Linked DNA regions of Homo sapiens: region 1 is linked to region 2. Evidence: chromatin contacts called from ENCODE Hi-C data. All regions are on one chromosome and are shown on one strand. Each heading gives the region's core, a stretch centred on a gene start or an enhancer-like site at or near the end of the contact. The rest is flanking DNA. Distances are from core to core; before and after follow the strand shown.

Evidence for each region. Hi-C counts contacts between places; a loop is a spot of excess contacts on that map. Pooled maps may share reads with other maps.
Region 1: a loop to region 2 is called in a map of PC-9, with 5 times the contacts of the local background. The contact joins two enhancer-like sites. A Hi-C loop is called at or near these places in 3 of 168 maps with a recorded cell type or tissue (PC-9, endothelial cell of hepatic sinusoid and heart right ventricle) and 1 of 50 pooled maps.

Annotation. Positions count from the first base shown.
Region 1 is chr6:113,717,302-113,721,110 of GRCh38, forward strand. No RefSeq gene overlaps it. Among named protein-coding and RNA genes, the nearest start is that of LINC02541, 69 kb to the left of the region's middle. Within about 2 kb of position 1,955, at least 3 of the 41 ENCODE cell types and tissues checked have a DNase peak (open chromatin) inside an H3K27ac peak, as active enhancers do; they include PC-9, where a contact is called at or near this core.
Region 2 is chr6:113,762,230-113,765,851 of GRCh38, forward strand. No RefSeq gene overlaps it. Among named protein-coding and RNA genes, the nearest start is that of MARCKS, 93 kb to the right of the region's middle. Within about 2 kb of position 1,307, at least 4 of the 41 ENCODE cell types and tissues checked have a DNase peak (open chromatin) inside an H3K27ac peak, as active enhancers do; they include PC-9, where a contact is called at or near this core.

The sequences.
Region 1 (3,809 bases), core at 705-3,204, 44 kb before region 2:
ATGAGGCATACTTTATTTCTTTATCTTTTATTTTTTAATACTCTTTAAACCAGATAGTGACACACTATTTTATTTTATTTTATTTTATTTTATTTTATTTTAAGACAGGGTCTCACTCTGTTATCCAGGGACTGGAGTGCAGTGGTATGATCTGGGCTCACTGCAGCCTTGACTTCCCAGGTGATTCTCCCACCTCAGATTCCTGAGTAGCTGGGACCACAGGCACACACATCCATGCCTGACTAATTTTTTTTGTATTTTTATTAGAGACAGGGTTTCACCCTGTTGCCCAGGCTGGTCTTGAACTCCTGGACTCAAGCAATGTGCCCACCTCGGCCTCCCAAAGTGCTAGGATCACAGCCATGAGCCACCGCATTTAGCCTAGGCATACTTCAAATGGCTGCATTGTATGGTATGTGAATTATATCTCAATAAAGCGTGTAAAAGACTCTCCATTCAAAATAGGGAAAAATTTTCAATTCTATTTGCACAAAAGGGGTCACAACAAATGTCCTTATTCTTAGTGGATACAGCCCATTCCTTTCTCTCTAAGTATTTTCAGTCAAAGCAAAACTTTTGGTCACTTGAGACTCAGAGATTTTCTTTAGAAAACACTGATTTAGGTCTCCTAAGGAAAAGAGACCAGGCACTGTGGCTCATGCCTGTAATCCCAGCACTTTGAGAGGCCGATGTGGGCAGATCGCTTGAGGTCAGGAGTTCAAGACCAGCCTGGCCAAGATGGTGAAACCCCGTCTCTACTAAAAATACAAAAATTAGCCAGGTGGGGTGGCGGGTGCCTGTAATCCCAGCTCCTTGAGAGGCTGAAGCAGGAGAATTGCTTGAACCCAGGAGGCAGAGGTTGCAGTGAGCTGAGATCACACCACTACACTCCAGCCTGGGCTACAAAGTGAGACTCTGTCTCAAAAAAAAAAAAAAAAAAAAAAAAAAGGAGAAGGAGAAACTAAAAATAAATATATAATTATGAAGTGTTTCTTTCTATCTAGCTTAATAATCCTACCTTTGTTTTTAGAAAATAGTGAAATAACTCGATTCCATCATTGTTCTTCAATCTCTTTTTTCCCTTCCTCTTGCACTCTCTTCCCTGGAATAATAAGGGTCTTTCTTGAGATGCTCCTGGGGAGGAGAACAGAGCTTTTGTGTGGGCTCCCCAGTTAGTTCAGTGCTTACCTCAGTCAGGGTGTTCTTGTTACCTGCATTCAACAATGTCACACTAAGGTATGAGGGACTAGAAGGGTTACAATGAGTTAACATTCCCAGAGATGGTCCTGTTTGGAAGGGTTTGCTCATTAATTCAAACGGATAAATCTTGGGGGCAGGAGGGTCTGTAGTGGTGGGGCTGGATTTGTCCAAATTAATTTTGGTCAGATGGGATTTTCCATCTACCTCAAACGTAACCACAATAAACTACGTCTGTGTCTGAAGCCATCACCATCTATCTTTCCTTTGGAGTTTCAATCTTTCATTTTATGAGGACACCACTAAGATGGACGATGTATGATGTATCCAACCTTGTCTACAAACTGCCTGATAGGCCTGAAGATGGTCATTTAGAAAATTTCTGTCACTGGAGAAACAGCAAAGCCTTTTGTAAAGCATGTGTCCATATCCTTCACTGTTTACCAAACAAGGATAGGAGGTCAAAAGTTTTTAAATTCATTTAACTCAGAAAGCACCACTTTAGTGTTTCCAAGGTTAAGAGACTTGACCACGGTTAACTGGTCAACTAATAACAAATAACAGAGCTGGAAATGGAAACTAACTCTAACTCTCCTTATTCAAATCCTTTAATTAGTACCAAGGCTTGATCTCCTTATCTGCTTGTGATGGTTGAGAAGCTAAGAAAGAGATTATATGGCTCCTAAGGCCCCTCCTAGGTTTATGACTGTAGGGATTTGACTGCAGGGAAAGTTTCATCAGAATAGTGACAAATTAGCCAACATTGCCCCACCTAAGGGTGACTCAGGGACATTCTGCTGTTTTTATCTGGAGTGATAGGGTCAATTGTCTCTCTTCTGAGGACAACATTTAATATACAAAGGCACAGATTAAAATCTTATGATCTGCCAGGTGTGGTGGCTGTCGCCTCTAATACCAGCACTTTGGGAGGCAGAGGCAAGTGGATCACCTGAGGTCGGAAGTTCGAGACCAGCCTGACCAACATGGGGAAACCCCATCTCTACTAAAAATACAAAATTAGCCGGGCGTAGTGGCACATGCCTGTAATCCCAGCTACTGGGAGGCTGAGGCAGGAGAATCTCTTGAACCCGAGAGGTGGAGGTTGCAGTGAGCCGAGATCGCACCATTGCACTCCAGCCTGGGCAACAAAAGCGAAACCCCAGCTCAAAAAAAAAAAAAAAATAAAAACTTATGATCATCATAGAAAAAAATGTCCAATGCATGATTCAGACTTGTGTAACATCACATAATGATGTCATTGTATTAGTAGCACATTCAAAATGTTTATGCAGAAGGGGTAACAATCTGGTTGTTAGCTGAGAATGGGGATCATGGCCACCTTCTCTTTCCCCAGTACCACCTTGGCAAGGTCCAATTGCATCAGGAGCATAGCAGCCACATCCTCCATTTTCTTCTTAATAAGGAGCATGAACTCTGCAATTAGCCCACCCTTTTTCCATTTTGAGTAGGATCCTTACTTCAAATAGCCTACTTCTGTCCCACCCCTTCCCTACCTATCATCTCCATCACTTATATTCATCTTCTGAGCTTCCCCACTAGTGTCCCTATCTGGTCCTGTCTTCCCTGGTTGCCTCTTCCTACCTGCACAGTTTACATTACACCCTCTGCCTCCCCATTTCTCCCTTGTGAGGTAGTTACTATTACCCTCATTTTACAGAGGAGGAAACTGCAGCAAAGAGCCAGTCTAGTGATATTGGTTTAAACAAGAGTACGCCTTTAGAAGTGAAAGAAGGGGTTGATGAGGCTGTGAAGAGCAAGAAATACTTAAAGAAGCTATCCCAAAAAGCAAGAAACGGGAAGGACACTTTCTTCCTCTTGTTTTTCCTCCAGCAAAGGCCCACTTTACCTAAAGACCTGGAACTCAAGATTCTTTTTTATTTTTTCTTCAACTTTTATTTTTAGCTCAAGGATACGTGTGCAGGATGTGCAGATTTGTTACATAGGTAAACAAATGTGTGTGATGATGGTTTGCTGCATAGATCATCCCATCAGCTAGGTATTAAGCCCAGAGTCCGTTAGCTGTTCTTCCTGATGCTCTCCCTCCCCTGACTCATGCCCCTCCGACAGGCCCTCGTGTGTGTTGCTCCCACCCCATGTGTCCATGTGTTCTCATCACTTAGCTCCCACTTACATGTGGTGTTTGGTTTTCTGTTCCTCTGTTAGTTTGCTAAGGATAATGCCTTTCAACTCCACCCATATCCCTGCAAAGGACATGATCTCATTCCTTTTTATGCCTTCATAGTATTCTTGAAAAGACTCAGTTAAGAAGTCATTGGAGCCAGGCGAGGTAGCTCACCTGTAATCTCAGCATTTTGGCAGGCCAAGGTGGGAGGATCGCTTGAGCCCAGGAGTTCAAGAGCAGCCTGGGCAACATAATAAGATCCGATCTCTACAAAAAATTTAAAAAAAAAAAAATTAGCCAGGTGTGGTGGCTCACACCTGTAGTCCCAGCTACTTGGGAAGGTGAGGTGGGAGGACTGTTTGAGCCCAGGAGGTCAAGGCTGCAGTGAGCTGTAATCACGCCACTGAACTCTAGCCTGGGTGACAGAACAAGACCCTGTCTTAATTTAAAAAGTGAAGAAAAAAAAAAA
Region 2 (3,622 bases), core at 57-2,556:
TTGAGCAAAAGAAATTTTAGTTTGAAAATTAGTGAAAAAAAAAAAATACCTGTAGCAAGGTCCGTGATTCTGTGAAATAATCTCCCAGGGGAACTGGTAATGTCTCCATCACACATATAATTTTAAACAAGAATGGAAAAATACATATGAGAGTATTCTATAAAGATATAGCCTGTATTTTAAAATGAGAGAAAAAATGACCTAATTTTCCCTCTGTAATTTTCATTATTCTGCTCTGAATGGTATCTTCACACATGATATCTGACAATTTGAGTATTTAAGGCAAAAAAAAGAAAAACCACAAAAATGATCTTTGGTCAACTCTTCAAGGCAAGAGTTAAAGAACTTTAAAAGGAAATATTCTTGTCAACAAAAATCGGGTTTAAATGTATGATAAGGTACTCATACTTATTTCATACACATTTATACACTTATTCAGTGTGTGTGGCTTGTTTTAAGATCAAAATTCATATGGGTTTGAATGTAGTCACCATTTCAACATCTCAGTCCCTGCAGCTGATGCTGATATTGATGTTTCCCGTTAAGAGAAAAATCCCGTTTTTTAGGCTGACACAGGAAATACCACTCAGCACTGGAATACATATGAAAATCAGGAAATTTTCAAAGATGTAATGCAGGAAATCAACCAGGGAATATTCAAATTGTCACAATGTGCTTAATATTTTAAACATTTCTTCCTCTTTTAAACAAATGCTGAGCAAAGCTTCCTGTGTTTCAAAAGCAACACTGATGGACTCTCAAAATGGCAAGTCCCACATATTTACCATCTCTTCTCTTCACCCTGAATTTATTTTCCTGACTCAAGGTAGTTTCCAGGGCTTAAAAGATGGCCTATGTGGCACTTAAATGTATTTATGTTTAAACTCCTGTCTTCATGGAGTAGATAAGAAGTAAAATCAGCCATTGTCATGGACAACTTGCTCCTCTGAGTTCTTAACTGTTTTGGGGGGAAAGTGAAATATCAAGGAGTAAGAAACCTGTTTTCAGTTCTTGAGAGACTTACAGGCCAAGTGAGAAGAGGTGATATAATGCTAGGAACATAAACACAAGGCACTGTTATCTGTGTTTCTTTACCTCTAAAATGTGGGAATATTACTTACTTGGTGATAAGATTAGAAAAAATGATTGTTGCAAAGCACTCAGGCACATATAAGTGCTGTATTAAAGATCATTATCATTGAAGAGGAATTCCCAGATGAGTAATTTTAAAAGATGAAGGTGAGCTCAGATACTGGGGAGAAGCAGCTGTCAAGAACAGATGAGACAGTCTGAGGCAGCCCCGGAAAAGTTTCTTGGACAAAGCAGGACTTATACTGGGCCTTGAAAATTTAGAAAGACCAGCTAAAAGGCAAAGAAAGTCTCTGTTTACTTCCAAAAATGGAGATTGGCAGGACTATCTGAGGTGATGACACATTCCTTGAAACTCCTTTCTTGGGTGATCCTGACAGACTGATTTCCCATATCTTTTAAACCTGTTTTTCCAACTAAGTGCAAACATTAGAGATGAGCTCATTTACAATTTAGTCCTAACCCAAATTTGCCCCAGTTCAAACTCCTCCAGAGGACAACCTGAGAGCACTCACTAGCCAATACTTTCTGAAAAACCTCTACAACAGGGCAACACTCTGAAGACCCTTGGAGATCAGTGGGGAATGGGTTTGAGAGCAAACTGAAGCCACCTTTCAACATAAGTCAAAGTTAACCAGGCAATTCCTTTCTAGTCACCATGGACAAGTGAAAGCCCCACACCCCTTGAGTCAATGGGAAGTCATTTCTTAACTCCCTTTTGAGAAATGCTGCTGGTGATTCAGCACTACATCCTGGCTCACTGGGACACTGTAAGTGAAATTTCCTTTAACAGCCACCCCACCACCTTGTGAAAGGTGAGTTTCCCAGGCTAGAATTACTCATGAGCACTCTTGCTACGAGAGGAGAGAGGGTCAGAGGGTCAGAGGTTCAAGGGAAGTCTTTCCTTCACCAACATCGGAGAGACTCCAGAAGCCTCTTTGAGTCAGTACTGTATAATTTACTATCCAAACTGGGAACGTTTTGAGAATAAAATGTGGCACCACTAATAATTGTGCAGCAACAACAGATGGAAATGGGGGAATTTCCAGTCAAATCAGAACACAGGATTATTCTTTTTTCTCTTTTCTTTTTTTTTTTTTTTTTTTTTTTTTGAGACGGAGTTTCACTCTGTCACCCAGGCTGGAGTGCAGTTGCACGATCTCGGCTCACTGCAACCTCCACCCTCCGGGTTCAAATGATTCTCCTTCCTCAGCCTCCTGAGTAGCTGGGACTACAGGCGCCTGCCACCGTGCCCAGCTAATTTTTTGTATTTTTAGTAGAGATAGGGTTTCACCATCTTGGCCAAGCTGGTCTTGAACTCCTGACCTCGTGATCCACCCGCCTCGGCCTCCCAAAGTGCTGGGATTACAGGCATGAGCCACCGCGCCTGGCCTTTCTTGTTTTTTTTTTGAGATGGAGTCTTGCTCTGTCACCCCAGGCTGGAGTGCAGTGGCACGATCTTGGCTCACTGCAGCCTCAGCCTCCTGGGTTCGAGCAATTCTCTTGCCTCAGTCTCCTGATTAGCTGGGATTACAGGCACCCACCACCACGCCTGGCTAATTTTTGTATTTTTAGTAGAGATGGGGTTTCACCATGTTGGCCAGCTGGTCTTGAACTCCTGACCTCAAGTGATCAGCCCACTTCAGCCTCCCAAAGTGCTGGGACTACAGGCGTGAGCCACCGCGCCTGGCCAGAACACAGGATTATTCTGTCTTTAGGTTGTGAGGTCTCATCTTCTAAAAATAAAGACATCCATTTGTCAAGGATTTACTAAGTGTATACTATGTGACATTGTGATATATGCTAGAGATAGTATATTAGCTGTTTTTGCCCCAGAGACCTCAGACTAGTAGGGGTAACCAACACACACACACTGGCATTTATAAAGCACTGTGGAGGTCAGGGACCCTGGGGAACACCTAACACACCTTGCAGAGTCAGAGATAGCATCCCGGAGGAGATACCGACCTATCTATTAATATGTCTTCATTAGGCAATGAAGAAGGCTAACTGAATTCTGGGCTTAAAAATAGCATGTAGTGTCATTGAAAAACAAAAATATCTAATATTTATGGACCAGTTACTGTGTCCTGGCCATTCTACATGTAATAACTCATTTAGCCCATACTTCTAGGACCTCCATCTTGCAGATAAGGAAATAGTAAGTAATTTCCAAGATATACCAGTATTAAAACACTAAAAGCATCTGTGTCCTTTTCTCTGAATCTTGTTTTGACCAAGAGTACATGGAAGTGATGCTATGAGACTTCTGAGGCCAGGTTACAAGAGACCAAACAGCTTCTACCTGGTTTTCTGGAACATATGTGTTGGATCTCTGAGATCCCAATAAAATGCCCACCTACCTGGAAATCACCATGCTGGAGTGGTGACCTGAAGGCACTCCAGTTGACAATCCCTGCTGAGTCCATCTTTCAGCCATTGCGGTCCAGGAACCAGGCAAGTGAGAAACCATCATAAAACAGATCCTCCAGACCAGCATAGATGAGCTGTCCCCACTGGCCTTTCTCTGAAT